Linked DNA regions of Homo sapiens: region 2 is linked to region 1. Evidence: read pairs that join two places in POLR2A ChIA-PET (ENCODE). Cell type or tissue: HCT116. All regions are shown on one strand. Links, peaks and the distances in the headings refer to the core of each region. The heading gives the core; the rest is flanking DNA.

Region 1 (10,531 bases), core at 2,959-7,958:
TGGGAACCAGGAGAAATGCCAGTCCTTTCATCCTCATTTTGCTGTTCAATTTGGGAACCACGCAGTGGCATGTGAGGAAGCTCTGGTGGGGTGATGATCCAGCTCTGAAGGAAGCTAGGAAACGCTGCTTCTGAAAGTGGCCACGCCAAACCAGAAGTCTCTCCTCTTGGCTCAAGCAATCCCACCCCAGGACTTGTTTAATGAGGACTCTTGAGGACCATGGAGAAGAGGTTGGGACAGGCCATGGCCACAGAGGGAAGAGACTGGCTCAACTGGCCTGAGACCTGGGTTTGAATCCTGACTCTGCCATGCACTACAAGTTAGTGGGGGAAATGGCTTAAGCCCTTGTGCCTCAGGCTTCACATCTGTAAAATGGGAACAAAGTGAGGTTGTCAAGGGGATTAAATGAGACAATGTTTACAGAGCATGTAATATAGTATCTGGGGGCATGAAATAAAATGTTAGTGCCATCATGATCACCCAGGAACCCCCCAGAACTGGAAAAGAAGTGGCAAGGCAGGACCTAGTTAGCAGAGCTAGAAAGGATGGTGGAGGCTTGCTCATGAGGACTAGGACAGAAGTAGGGGGGTCCTTGAGCTCAGTCACAGGAGGAATGAACTTGGGCTCCTACTTGAAGACCACCTGCCTTGCTTGGCTACAAAGCCAAGAATGTGTGTGTTTGAAGGGGAGGGTCCCTTGGCTTGGGCTGAGGACAGGAGGTTTAGCTGAGTGTCTGGACTTGACTTCGACCTTCCAAAGCCCAGATTCTGGTCCTCTACTGATCTCCCACCTGCTCAGTCAGCCCAACTTGCCCAACCAGCTGTCATGCAGGTCCAGACATGAAGCCACAGCCATCCCGAGGGCTCAGCCGAGCCCCCAGGCAGCACCAAGAGACCTGACTTGTTGTTCCTGCTGCCCTCCACCACACCATGCGGCAGCCCAGGCCTCAGCCCACCAGGGAAGGGCTCTCTGCCCAGGGTGGCCCCCAGCTTGTGGTGGGGGGGTCAAGTGCCATGCAAAGCCAGCTGCAGCCTGGCAGGGCCCAATGCAGCCCCTGATTCCACAGGGATGGCGTTTTCAGCAAGCTCGTGAAATTAATTAAATTCTTCTCTTCATTCTGACTCTGTAATTTATCACAGCATATGTCCCTGCTTTTTTATATTAGAAAATAATGGAAATTATTCCTTAAATAATCAATTTTTACAGCTTACATTTAATTTATGAAAGAATGACAGGCCTAGCGCCCTGCCTGTGACCACAACTTCGTCCTCCATCTGCCTCTTTCCCTGGGTGTCCTTGCCCAGGAGCAAGAGAAAAGCACAAGGGAGGCGAGGGGAAGAGGGCCAGTCCGTGGGTCCTACCGATTTCTCTGCAGCAGGTCCAGCAATACCTAAGCAATCCAGACTTGGATGAGGAAGAGTGGAGGGGAAGGTCTGGGGGTGCTGCTCACCATGCTGTCCCCTGGGCAGGTTGCTCCCTCTCAGCCCAGGGCCCCACAAGCCTTTATTTTGATCCACATGGCTCTATTTTTGACACGCTCTGCTTCTGGCTGACTTCTGTGGTCAGGCTGATCAAAACCTGTCAGTTCTGCACTCAAAACCCTCCAGATGATCCCCTGTAGCTCTCAGGGTGAGATTCCAGCTGCCCAGTTCAGCTGTTGGGCCGGCCGGCTCTTGTTGCAGCCGCTGCATTTCCAGCCCCTCTGACCCTACCAGTGGCCCTACTGTCTGGGATGGCTTTCCCCAGGCCCTCTTTCACGGGACAACCCTTCAAGTCCATTCTTCAAAAGTCGGCTCTGGGAAGCCTTCCCCAAGCACAGCCCTCTGCCCCCACCACAGCCGCCCAGATCACCCCACACCTGCTTTCCACACCTCAGCTGCTGATTTGCCAACTGCCCTCTCTCGGCACTGAGGGCCTGGTGAGGGTGGGAACCACGTCTCATTTGACTTTGACCTCCCATAACCTGGTGCAGGACCTGGCACTTAGAGGATAAATCAGTGCCCCGGGGCCACCACAAATGACCACAAACGTTGTGGCTTACAACACACATCTAACAGGGGTAGAATCAGGAGTGCAAGTCTGGCTGGGCTAAAATCCAGCCTGGCAGGGATGTGTTCCTTCCTGGGGGCTCTCAGGAAACTCTGTTTCCTTGCTCTTTCCAGCTTTTAGAGGCTGCCTGCATGCCACAGTTCATGGCATCTTCCATCTTCAGAGCCAGCCACGGTGGGGTGCGTGCTTCCCACATGGTATCACTCTGACCTCCTCTTCTGCCTCTTCCTTCCACTTTTAAAGGCCCCTTCCGATTCCATTTAGGCCAAACCAGGATAATCTTATTCCAAAGTCAGCTGATTTGCTACCTTCATTCCCCCTGCAACCTCAATTCCCCTTTATCACTCAACATAACATATCCACAGGTTCCAGGGATAAGGAAGGGGGAAGCCTTGGGGGGCCATTATTCTGTCCACCACAGTAAGAATTCAATCCTTCATGTTGAGCAAAGATGAATGAATGAGATGAACCTACAAACTTCATGGACCACCAATTCTTTGCACCTTTTTGCCTCTATCGTAAGTGGTTACTGAACTGCCTAAAAGTGCTTCTTTGGAATCACACACTGGAAATCATCTGTTCAGAGAAAACCCGCCGAGGCTGGGCTGCCTCCTCACCGTGACCACCGCACTTCACGAAAAATCTATCCAGGCCGTGGTGTCTGCACACGACCCACCCTGGCCCAGACCCAGGGTCCTGTGTCTGCCCTTCTCCCCCATAAGTGGGTTGCCTTTCTTCACGAACCCCAAACATGCAATGGAGAATCACCCCTGCGAGTTCACTCCCCACTCTGGTACCTTCAGTGAACTCTCCTGGCACAAGTGGGTGGATGCCACTCTAGAAAACCATATATAGGTAAAAATCTGAATTTGCAAGGAGGGTCTGTTAGAAGTCGATTACTCATTACAGAAGGATACACCACGCGGTCTCTCTAAAGTGCAGGCTTCCAGGAGCACTTCAACACAGGAGCTGGTGTACGACTTTGAGAGTGACAAGAGGCATTGTCTGGCAGGCGTCACATACTCCACCACCCACAGGAGCCAGCCAGGAAGACAACGGAAATGATGAATCAAGCCCAGTAAGAGAGTCCATTGCCAGATCGAGGCAAGCATGCACAACGTCATTTTATGCTGGTAACGTGACACGGTTCACAATATTGTCCCATAATTCTATTTGGACAGCTCCTTCTCTTAAGCCTAGATCAGAGTTAGCTAGCATCCCCCTCCTCCCCTCCTCTTTCTGTGTTTTTATTCTGGGGGAGAACTAGAGCTGGTTGCTACAGCAACCAATTTATTTCTGCAAGTGCATTTTAACTTCCCTCAGATGTTCTATTTGATGGGAACTTTTCCCTTCTTGGGGTCTGACTTTTGCAGCATGCTTTCACTAAGCCTGCAAACCCTTCCTTTTCTGCTGCCTTAGGGTTAATACACACATTTACTTAACACAGGGGGGAAAAAAAAACACAAAACACCCAACTTTAAAAACAAGGCATTTGGAAGAGAGAGAAAAACAAAGTAATTACATTTCCAACTCTGCTGTCATATCAAACTTGTAGGATCTCGGGAGCTGCGGCGTTTACCATACAAGTGTTGGTTCTTCTTTACTCCTCTCCTCACCATATAGCTCAGAAAATATATTCATTTACTTTTTCACTCAACGAATAATTTATTGAGCATTTCTGTATGCCAGGCCCTATGCGTTAGGTGGTGGAGTTTCAGAATTGAACAAAACAGACCTGGGTCCCTCCTGGAGTTTGCCAGGTATGAGAAAGACAGGCTGACATGCAAAGACACACTGACATGCAAATCCTGATGTTGATTATGGGGGTGAGAGCTATGAAGAGAGGAGCACGCCATCCAGACTACTGGTCTGGAACAGCCTCTCTGAGAAGGTGATGTTTCAGCTGAGATTGAACTTGAGACTGAACTTGAACTTGAAACCAAGAATTGAGACCTGAGAGAAAGAAGAACTCTCTCTGAGCTGGAAAGGAGCTTGGTAGATTGGAGGGAGGGACAGTGGCCAGTGTGGCAGCCTCTCAGGGAAAAGGGAACCTGAGCTCAAGGTGCAGTTGCAGGTAAGGACCAGATCACATAGGACAGGCCAGGTGTGGGCATTCATATTGACCCTCAGTGCACGGGAAGACTCTCTGACATGGTTTTCAGCAGACAAGTGAAGTAATTGACATTTGCACAGATCCTCTGGCTGCCAAGGAGAGAACGCATTGAGGGAATGTAGGTGGCAATTGTGAAGGAGAAGGACAGTGTCGCTGGAGGAGGGTTTTCCAGGCATCCAGAGGAGAGAAGCAGGTGGCCTGGCCAGGAGGCGGCAGCAAGACAGGGAACAGTGGACAGGGTAGAAATGCATCTTGGACATAACACTGGCAGGATCTGGTGATGAGTTGCCTGTGGTCTGTGGCCTGAGCCACAGGCCAATGGTGGTGCTGTACTGAGATGGAGAAGCTGGAGAAGGAGTAGGTTTGGAAGGAGGAAATAGACTCCATGGCACCTGCCTCCTGCTCAGAAGCCTTGTCATGCAATTCCTCTTTATGCAATTCCCCTTTTGAGTCTGTCTCCCTCTCTGAATGGGAGGTTCCATGAAGGCTGGGGTCACACCTACACAGTTCACTGCTGTATTTTTTTTTTTTTTTTTTTTGAAACAGGGCCTTGCTCCATCACCCAGGCTGGAGTGCAGTGGTGCAATCTCAGCTTACTGCAGCCTGGAACTCCTGGGCTCAAGCCATCCTTTCACCTCGGCCACCCAAAGTGCTGGGACTACAGGCATGAGCCACAGTGCCCAGCCCACAGCTCCATTCTGAGTAGTGCTCACAGTGCCTGGCACCGGAAGGCCCTCGGATAGCCACTGTATTCATTTCCTAGGGTTGCAGTAACTAATTACCGGATGGCTTAAAAAAAAAAAAAGAAACATATTTTCTCACAGTTCTGGAAGTCAGAAGGCTGAAATCCAGGTGCAGATAGGGTTGGTTCCTTGAGGAAGCTCTAGGAAAAACCTGTTCCGCGACTCTCCCTCAGTTTGGGGGCTGTTGGTAGTCTGCGGTGCTCCTGGGCTTGCTGGCACCTTGCTCCAATCTCTGCTTTCTCCTCTGTGTGTCTTTTCCCCTTCTCTCCTAAGGACACTTGTCATTGGACCTAGGGCCTACCCTAATTGAGGATGATCTCATCTCAAGATCTTTAACTTGGTTACAGCTGCAAAAACGCTTTTTCCAAATAAGGCCACATTTGCAGGCTCTGGGCATTAGGACTCAGGCATACTTTTTGGGTGGTCACAATTCAACCCACTTCATCCACCAACTGAGAAAATGAATGAGTGAGTACCCGGCGATTTCTGGTTGATTGGAGAACCAAGTGTAACTCAAACGCTGGGTCAGAGAACAAAGCCCTGGCTTTTCAACCAGCCTTCTGTGGTAGCTGTTTGTATTCACCGCCAGTTTCTCTAAGTTGGTCATTTAGGGATGCGTCCATAACACAGCATGTCAGGTAGGTGACTCACAGTGAATAAACTGAAGAGAAGCTGAGTCATAGTTAAAAGCGGACTTAACATTCCAAAGGTGAACAGCAATCCAGCCTCGAGGCTGAAGCCATTCTTATGCCTCTGCCAGCCAAGGCAGAGACAGATAAATAAATACCATCACTGAGCCAGGCGGCACAGCGCGACCTCCAGGCCCGCACCCCTCTCAGGCATCCTGCCTGGCCGGTCTACCTCCTTCCAGAAGCAATGAATATTTCCAGCATGGAGCAGGAGGCAGGTCAACAAATGCTGCTCTAAACATCTTGGTCAAGCTTGCTATGACCTCCCATCCTGCCATACACACCTTAGGTCACAGGCAGCCTCCTCTCCACACTGCCACCCTGCAATGAGGGCCACCCCCTCTGGAAACTACAGGGGGTCAAAAAGTGGGAGGTTTGTCTGTGTGCCCCACAATCCAGGCAGAGAGGTCCAGGGCAGAGGGGACCTTTGAGGGGTACATGGCACCCTTCGAAGGCCTCAGAACACGTCTGCCTTTACAAGCTGACCACAGCCACCAACACTTAGTCTTAGGAACCCGACTTCTCTCTACCTATGAAGGTTTTCTGCAAGGTTTTGTCTCCTAGAGACCCTGCCCCATCCCAGGCCCTGCCCGGCTGACCATCCCCCCCTCCAGTATGAAGAGTCTGCCTGTCCTGATCCAAGACAGGCAAGGACCAGACCCTGGAGGAAGGCAAGTGACATTGCAGGGGGACAAGCAGAAAAGTGTCTGAGGAGCCCAAAGGCCAGGCTCTCCTGGGACTGAGAGCAGCAGCTCCGGCTCCAGGAACACACAGGGATGCACATGGCAGGAACTGGGGCTGTCACGAGCAAGGCCAAGTGCTCTCCCTGGGTGCTGAGTTTCTTTGATCACCAGACCTGAGAAGGGCCCTTTTCCACAGGGGCCTTGGGACTCCTGACTGCTGCCTCAGCATGAAAGTGTCCTGTCTCCCCAGCTGAGCCCCTCTCTGGGAGGCAGGTCCCCATCCCCTGGGCCTTCCTGCTGGGGTGTGCTGCTCTCCCCACATTGTGTGGGCACCAGCACTATCCACTTAGCACCTCAACCCCCCGGGGCCTCTTCACTCGTCTCCCAGGGGCTCCCCTAAAAGCTACTTGCTCCTGAGCTCCAATTGTAATCAAGTCCCAAAGCAGCTGGGTTTAAAGACACAATTATGCATTATGGATAAAGGGCAGGTCACCCTCCCCCGCCAGCCAGCTGGGCATCTGTGCTTGCCCCACGGCTCCCATCAGAGGCTCCAGCAGGCCTGTCCCTCCCCTGGGCACACAGAGCAAGCCAAGGCGCCCCTTGGTGCCCGCAGTCCCAGGAGCCGAGCACGGGGCTCCTGGCTGCAGCCGCAGAAAGGCCCTCTTGCTGGGATCCCACTACAAATTGATGAACGCTAATGACCTGCTTCCTCCATCTGGTACCACAATCATGAAGATGCTCCCAAACGCTGGGAGTTGGGGGGTATTCTTTTTTTCTTTTCCTTTTTGCCTTTTTTTCAAATATTTATGAAGAGATTTTCCATTTATCCTGACACGTCTTCTCCACCGTGGGTGTCAGCTAGGAGGGCTCAGACAACAAACTCCAGAAGGTATTTTCCCCAAAGCAGCATCTGGCTCCGTTGGCAAGTACAGCGGGTGGTTTGCTGGGAATTGGCCGAGGAAGAGGGAGGAGGAGCCACAGGCTGGCAGCCTCCGGTCCTGGCTCTGTGATGCTCCCAGGGATGGGGCTGGAGCATCCCAAGAGAGCAGCCAGGATACAGGACCTCACAGGCACCCCCACCAGCCTCTCTCTCACTCTCACCCTTCAAGTCTTCTGGTCTGATGCCAAAGCTCCCCAGCTCCCCAGGTAAACCACCTGGGTGGTGACCAGTTCTCCACGGCAGCCTCTAAGAGTCTTCTTCAGCGACAATTCCCAGTGGGACAAGTTGGTAAAGGAGAGGGTGCTGGCTTGGCCCCTGCATCTCAAGCTCTCCCCTCCCAGGAAGCCTTCTAAAGGCAGAGCCAGAGGCCTCCCTCATTCTCCCTGATGGGCATTTCCCACCTTTGGGGACAGTGTGACCCACACCGGGGACAGAGAGAGTTGGCTGGGCAGCAGGGCTAGAGGTAGCAATAAGAACCTTATGGAATCTCCCAGGTCACACCAGCTTAACTGCTGTCTTCTGTACTCACTGTGGCAGAGCCAGCCAAATGGATCCAGGAACCCCCAGCCCCACATTCCTTGATAGTTACCAGAGTCTGAGCCAGGCTGTATCTGCCAAAGATGAATTCTGGTGAAAATCAAACACTTTCCAGGAGATCTTGGGTCCAAAGGCATCATGGCTTTGTGCCCTTGATCTTGCCTGGGCTGCCCATCAGCAACCACTGGGGAGCTTCAAAAAATATCAATGCCCAGCCCCACTCCAGCATGGTCAGAATACCTGAGAGTGGGGCATATATTTCTAAAATCTCCCAAGTCATTGCCAAGGGCATCCGGGGTTGAAAACTATTGAGCTATGGGAAGACTATGTCCCCTGGACACAGGCAGTCCTAGACTGGAGTCCTTGCTCTTTCACTTACTTGCTGTGACCTGGAATCAGTTACTTGCCTTCCCAAAGCCTCAGTTGCACCATCTCTAAAATGGGGATAACAACATTTTTCTTGTCCTAGGGTGCCCAGCACATGTAACTGTTTAACAAAGTCAAGCTGCTATTAATCATCTTCCATCACGAACCCATCTTCCAGGACAAGAGACTGCTGGTGTTGAGTATGCAGAGCAGCCCAGCAAGGCAGCCGGCCAGGCAGCTGCTTCCAGCCATGCACAGAACTGGGACCTTGGAACTGTTACCTCCCTTACCTGCAGAACAGCCTCAAGGTCTCACCTCTGGGTACCAAGGCTGCAAGAGGGCAATTCAGTCCTTACCTCTGGGTACCAAGGCTGCAAGAGGGCAATTGAGTCATGGGCCATACCACTCCCCAGGTGATGACACTCCCAACAGATACAGCACCAGTCAAAGAATATCTCTCTGAGGCCGGGTGCGGTGGCTCACACCTGTAATCCCAGCACTTTGGGAGGCTAAGGTGGGCAGATCACCTGAGGTCAGGAATTCGAGACCAGCCTGGCCAACACGGTGAAACCCTGTCTCTACTAAAAATTCAAAAATTAACCGGGCATGGTGGTGCATGCCTGTAATCCCAGCTACCTGGGATGCAGAGGCAGGAGAATCACTTGAACCTGGGAGGCGGAGGTTTAAGTAAGCTGAGATTGCGCCACTGCACTCCAGCCTGGGTGACAGAGTTAGACTCCGTCTCAAAAAAAAAAAAGAATATCTCTCCTTGAATTTTATTTTGTTTCATTTTATTTTAATTTATTTTATTTTTGAGATGGAGTCTCGCTCTGTCGCCCAGGCTGGAGTGCAGTGATGCAATCTCAGCTCACTGCAAGCTCCGCCTCCCGGGTTCACGCCATTCTCCTGCCTCAGCCTCCCAAGTAGCTGGAGCTACAGGCGCCTGCCACCACGCCCGGCTAATTTTTTGTATTTTTAGTAGAGACGGGGTTTCACTGTGTTACCCAGGATGGTCTCGATCTCCTGACCTTGTGATCCGCCCTCCTCGGCCTCCCGAAGTGCTGGGATTACAGGCGTGAGCCACCGCGCCCTTCCTCTCCTTGAATTTTTAAAGGATCTAGAGCATTTAAAGTATCTCCTCTAGGAAGCCAATGTGTCTCCCATCCTGTTTATCTGGAAATGGTCTGCTATCAGATTCAGCTGAGAGTAGAGCCAGATGCGAGTGTTTGAAAACTCACTCTGCTTGGCACCGCCCTGGGTGGGCCAGGGTGGCATGGGGAAGCCCTGAGGCCCACCACAGTCATGCAGGGAGCAAGTGCTTCTGGGCAGACACCCCAGTGATCCTGCAGACCACTTGAAGAGGCCCCCAAGGCCCCAGAAGCATTGCTCACTCATGAGTAAATTCGATTTCTTATTTTGTGTTATGTACATCTCCTGGTGACATCTGCTGATGCCAGACCATCTTGCCTGGGTCAGCAGGGCACCAATGTCTTCTTCAAATCTCATGGCAGCTCTACCAAAGCAGGTGCCACTCTGCCAATGGATTGCTGGGATGAGTGGGCCTGGAAGAGTTGAGTTGCTTGCCATAGCCCTTTTTGTATACCACACTTTGCCGCCACTTCCTGGACAAGAAAAGAATTTGAAGAGAGTTTTGGCAACTGACAGCAACGATTTCTTTTCTTTTTTTTTTTTTTGAGATGGAGTTTCACTCTTGTTGCCCATGCTGGAGTGCAATGGTGCGATCTCCGCTCACTGCAACCTCTACCTCCCAGGTTCAAGCGACTCTCCTGCCTCAGCCACCCAAGTAGCTGAGACTACAGGTGCCTGCCACCACGCTGGGCTATTTTTTTTGTATTTTTTTTTTTTTTTTTGAGACGGAGTCTCGCTCTGTCGCCCAGGCCGGACTGCGGACTGCAGTGGCGCAATCTCGGCTCACTGCAAGCTCCGCTTCCCGGGTTCACGCCATTCTCCTGCCTCAGCCTCCCGAGTAGCTGGGACTACAGGCGCCTGCCACCGCGCCCGGCTAATTTTTTCTAATTTTTTGTATTTTTAGTAGACAGGGTTTCAGCGTGTTGGAATTATTTTATAATAATTCGAGGCTGGTCTCGAACTCCTGACCTCAGGTGATCCACCCGCCTCGGCCTCCCAAAGTGTTGGGATTACAGGCGTGAGCCACCGTGCCCAACCAGCAAAAATTTCAATAATGTCTTCATCCCCAAGAAGACCCACATAGGTTCCAAGGAGACAATATGAACCAATAGGGAGGGCTCTGCTAAAAGGGGAAAAAAAACAACAACAGTATTTCTGGATTAGATAAATTAATGGGTCTGTATTACGAAGGGTGCTGGAGTCCAGTGACATCAGTGGTTGTTGGCAGTTGAGGATAAGCAGTAGCTTCAACTTAGTTGTCA
Region 2 (5,000 bases), core at 1-5,000, 71 kb after region 1:
AAAAATAAAAATAAATTAGCCAGAAGTGATGGCACATGCCTCCAGTCCCAGCTATTCAGGAGGCTAAGGTGGGCGGATCATTTGAGCCGAGGAAGTTGAGGCTGCAGTGAGCCACGATCGTGCCACTGCACTCCAGCCTGCATGACAGAGCAAGACCCCATCTTAAAAAAAAAAAAAAAGTTATTGTGGGCCTGCTATGTACCAGGCACTGTATTAGACATGTGGAGTACAGCAGCAAAGAAAACAGGGCTCTGCCTCCGGGTGGAGAATGGGTGTTTTGGAGAAGGCAGCAGAAGCTTCCATGGTGGGGCTGCCTGCAGGATGCCTGTTTCAGGCCAGCTCATCTGCGTGGGCGTGGAGCACCAACCCTGGTAGATCCAAGGCTGCGCTGCTCCCACCCAGTCTTTGACAATTCAAGAAGGAACTCCGCCCCGAGCCATGCTTTCTGAAGCCTTCCACAGAAGCTGGGCTTGTGTTGTTTGTTGCAGAGCCCCCTGAAGGCCTCTGAGCTCTTACGATGTCACTGCTGATTTGCAGGTTCACAGCCCAAGATTTGAGGGGGTCACCACCCCACATCCTGCCTACCTTCTCTTCCACAGGCTCTGCTGGTCCCAGGGCTTCCTGCCCACCTTGCCCTGGGCCTGGTGCCCCTCTCCAAGTCTGCATTTCCAGTTAGGTGGATAACTTCTGTGCCAGGCCGCAGGGGGCTGGTGTCAGGGCTGCTGGGAGTCCACAGTGTGCCCGGGGGTGAGTTAGAAGGAAGTGTCTTGTCTCCTGGCAGATGCAGATCCTCTGCCAGGGCTTGATATGGCCAGCAGGGCACGGGCTGGACTTCAGCCTCACTCATCCCTCCACCCCTTAGCCACCTGCGCTGTGCCCGACCTGCACCACTGTCCGTGGCAATCCCAGCTGGCATCTGCACATCCACAGCTCAGGAATGAGTCTGTGTGGCAAGGCATAGGTGCTTGTGTGACTTATCTGGGCAGGATGGATGGCTCTGAGCCAAGCCTGGGCATCCAGTGATCTTAGAGCAACTGGGCTTTTTTTTTTTTTTTTTAAGACGGAGTCTCGCTCTGCTGCCTAGGCTGGAGTGCAGTGGCGCGATCTTGGCTCACTGTAACCTCTGCTCCCGGGTTCAGGCGATTCTTGTGCCTCAGCCTCCTGAATCGCTGGGATTACAGGCACTCGCCACTATACCCAGCTGATTTTTCTATTTTTAGTGGAGACTGGGTTTCACAATGTTGGCCAGGCTGGTCTCAAACTCCTGACCTCAAGTGATCCACTCACCTCGGGCTCCCAAAGTGCTGGATGGACTTCCTTCTTTCGGATTCCTCTGACCTGTCTGCAGAACGAGGGCATTGAGGGGATGACTGACCTCAACTTTTCTGGCCAGCACAGCTCAGAGGCACATTTCAGAAACACAGGAAACTTCATCCCAGAGCCCGCTGCTGCCAGAAGGCAGAGAGGAATCGGAGAGGAGGAGGCACCGGAGAGAAGAACTGCATTTAATGCCCCCAGACAATCTCCTCTCTGTGAAGCAGGGACACACACTGATGCGTTCACAAAAAAGGAGACAAACCCTGCCTTCAGAGGAGAGGCTGACAGCCCTGAAACCCGCTCAGCTGGCTGGGGAGGGTGGCGCCTGCCAGTGCGGCCCGACTCACTGTCCCCTGCGGGGGCCACCAAGGGTCCATGCAGCCGAGATTTCTACGGGGCTGGGAGACAGCAGGTGCTTGGGAAAGGCCGAGCTCTGGGCTTTCCTTTCCCAAGCCTTGCTTCCCTCCCTCTCGCCTTCCTCCCAGCCCAGATGCTAAGGGAGGGGCACCCTAAGCCCCTACTGGGTGCTTGACATTTTCTCACAGTAACCCTCCAATGGGGCATGTTCATCTCCCAAGGCCATTGTAACAAATGATCAAAACTGCGTGACCTGCAACAGAAATTCACTGTCATGGTGTGGAAGCCAGAAGCCCGAAGTCAAGGTGTTGGGGGACCCTGCTTTCTCTGAAGGCTCTAGGAGAGGACCATTCCTCTCCCAGCTTTGGAGGTGGTTGGCACTCCTTGGCCCATGGCAGCAGCATTGGGTCTCTGCCTCCGTCTTCACAGCCCCTTCTCCCCTGTGTCTTCTCCTAAGGTTCTTATAAGGATGCTCGTCGTTGGATCTAGGGCCCACCGGATTCATCCTGGATGATCTCAGCTTGAGATTCTTAACTGAGTCACATCTGCAAGACCTCTTCTTTTTTTTTTTTTTTTTTTTTTTGAGACAGAGTCTCGCTCTGTCACCCAGGCTGGAGTGCAGTGGCGCGATCTTGGCTCACTGCAAGCTCCGCCTCCCGGGTTCACGCCATTCTCCTGCCTCAGCCTCCCAAGTAGCTGGGACTACAGGCACTGGCTACAACGCCCGGCTAATTTTTTGTATTTTTCCTAGAGATAGGATTTCACCATGCTAGCCAGAATGGTCTCAATCTCCTGACCTCGTGATCCACCTGCCTCAGCCTCCCAAAGTGCTGGGATTACAGGCGTGAGCCACCGCGCCCAGCCCTTTTTTTTTTTTTAAGACAGAATGTCACTCTTGTCGCCCAGGCTGGAGTGCAATGGCGCAATCTCAGCTCACTGCAACCTCCACCTCTGGGGTTCGAGAGATTCTCCTGCCTCAGCTTCCCAAGTAGCTGGGATTACAGGAGCCCACCACCATGCCCGGCTAATTTTTTTTGTTTGTTTTTAGTAGATACGGGGTTTCACCATGTTGGCCAGGCTGGTCTCGAACTCCTGACCTCAGGTGATCTGCCTGCCTTGGCCTCCCAAAGTGCTGGGATTACAGGCATGAGCCACTGCGCCTGGCCAAGGCCCTTTTTCCAAATAAGATCAATTACAGGTCCTAAGGGTTAGGACACAGGTATATTCTAGGGAGGCTGCAATTCAACTCCCTACAGGTAGATGTTACTATTCCCAAGTTATAAAAGGGGACTGAGGTGGTCACCAAAGTCAGCTGTCCCCGGTCAGCTAATCAGTGGCAGAGCGAGGTTAGTCAGTGGCAGAGCCCTGGTGTCAGGGCTACAAAGTTGGTTCTGTGGACACTGTGGGTCACGAGCATCCCTCTCGGCCCAGCCACACCTCCCCTGCGACTTCAGGCCGGTTTTGAGGTCCCACATCCTTGTCTATCACCTAGGGGCTGATGATGATGATGATGATCAAGGTATAGAATGGCCAGGCCCAGTGCTATGCACCTTACATGTACAAAACCAAGCACATGTGTAGGACACTGGTGCTATGAGGAACCTCATTCCACAGATGGGAAGCTGAGTTTTGGAGAGGGAAAGTGACTTGGCCAAGGCTACACAGCCAGCATGCCACAGCAGGGCCCACGCCCAGACCCACCTAATGCCGATGCGTGTGCTCTCAACCACTGACCAGGGCCACCCTTTGTGGACACTGCTTCCCAGCCTTCCAGGGGCTTCACGGAGACTGCGTTCATGCAAGGGCTTAGGGGGCTGTGCAGTGCCACAAAAATGTGATGCGGTTTGTTGCTTTCATGGCTGTTACTCTGGTCTCCCTGGTGCCCACTCCCAGGGAGAGACTAAACAAGAGGTAGACAGATGTGACTCCAGGGTGAAGGGCAGGCCCGGAGCCCCCACTTGCATCTGATCCAATGGCCCTGAGCCTCCCCAGGCACTGGCCCACCTCGAGTCTCCAGGTCCTGATGGGAATCTCAAATCCTGGGGAAGGGCCTGGAGCTGCAAGGTTCCTGGGAGACATACGCAGCCATGCCCGGGAGGGCACCTGATCTCACTGCCCTCTGCTTTGTGCCCCCCACCTCCCCGGCCAGGCATCGTGCGAGCCTCCAGCGTCTTCCCCATCCTCAGCACCATCCTGCTCCTGCTGGGTGGCCTGTGCATCGGTGCTGGCAGGATCTACAGCCGCAAGAACAACATCGTCCTCAGTGCCGGCATCCTCTTCGTGGCTGCAGGTGAGCCGCCCGCCCGGGCTGGTGCTGGGCCGGGAGCTGGGGACACAGGAGTGCCTGTCTCGTGTGGTCCCCACTGCCAGGCAGTGTGCATCCTAGAGGGGAATGCAGACATAACATCGCCACATGCAACTGACTTGTAAAGTCCCAATGTTCAGGACTGGGGGTGGATGGAGAATGGGGAGCAGCTGCCAAACAGAGCTTCCTTTTGGGGTGACAGAAATGTTTTGGATGCTTGCACAACATTTTGAATGCGCCAAAAGCCACTGGATTGTGCCCTTCAAAAGGGTTACTTTTATCTTGCATGAATTTCACCTCAACCGGAAAATAAGTCCAGGTGTGCAAAGTGGTGGGTGGGGTTCAGCTGGCAGTTTTACAAGCCTGTGACAGGAGCCTGGCTGGGTCAGGCGGTCAGGGAGGTGCCCACGGGAATCATGCCAAAACTCGAAGGAGTTGGCCAGGTAAAGACAGGGCGAGGGCCCGGAATGGGCATGAGTGGCCGTCTTGCAGAGGAAGCAGAAGTCCAGGGTGCCCTGGGAAGAGTGAGCGGGGAAGCTCGGCAGAGCAGGCGGCCCCCGCCCATCCCGACTGCCCCAACCCTCCTGGCTACAAGAAGGCAGCAGCACCTCAGAGCCATGCCCGATGTCCCCGGAAAGTGCCATCGGGGAATAGCCACAGAGCTGTGGGTGACAGTGACATGCCACCTTGGCTGAAGATGGGCAGGCCTGGCGTGGTGCCGCACACGTGGGCCTCCCAGAGCACCCTTGTCCTGTCCTGCATTCCCTCGCCCTTTCTCCTGGAGAGGGTAGATGACTTCCGTTCACATCCTGGGACCCGCAGCCACTGCAGCCTTAGAGGGGCTGGCTCCAGCTCTGCAGCCGCCATTGGGGAGCCAAGGTGCCGGGCCCCGGTTCTACACCATTCCAGCATCTGTTTCCTTCCAGCGCAATAAATAGACGTGTGTGTGGAGTGCGTGCATCTGCGAGTGATCTGTGGGGCCTGTACATGTGTCAGGAGTGTGGTGTGTGTATGTGTTTGA

Evidence for each region. Peaks named below come from ENCODE experiments on the same cell type or tissue, not always from the same donor. Only the 100,000 strongest peaks of a DNase experiment are listed, where the experiment ranks them.
Region 2: POLR2A ChIA-PET joins it to region 1 with 7 read pairs; 2 of 35 experiments call an interaction of 5 or more read pairs at or near these places.

Annotation. Positions count from the first base shown.
Region 1 is chr17:66,946,619-66,957,149 of GRCh38, forward strand. No RefSeq gene overlaps it. Among named protein-coding and RNA genes, the nearest start is that of CACNG4, 13 kb to the right of the region's middle. In HCT116, for the core only: a CTCF peak has its summit at 6,248; DNase peaks (open chromatin) are centred at 5,583 and 6,280; H3K4me3 peaks cover 1,884 bases; H3K27ac peaks cover 3,003 bases.
Region 2 is chr17:67,021,037-67,026,036 of GRCh38, forward strand. CACNG4 (calcium voltage-gated channel auxiliary subunit gamma 4) reads left to right here. Exons shown (of 4, transcript NM_014405.4): 3 at 3,824-3,964. Among named protein-coding and RNA genes, the nearest start is that of CACNG1, 21 kb to the right of the region's middle. In HCT116, for the core only: no CTCF peak of the experiment used is centred there; no DNase peak of the experiment used is centred there.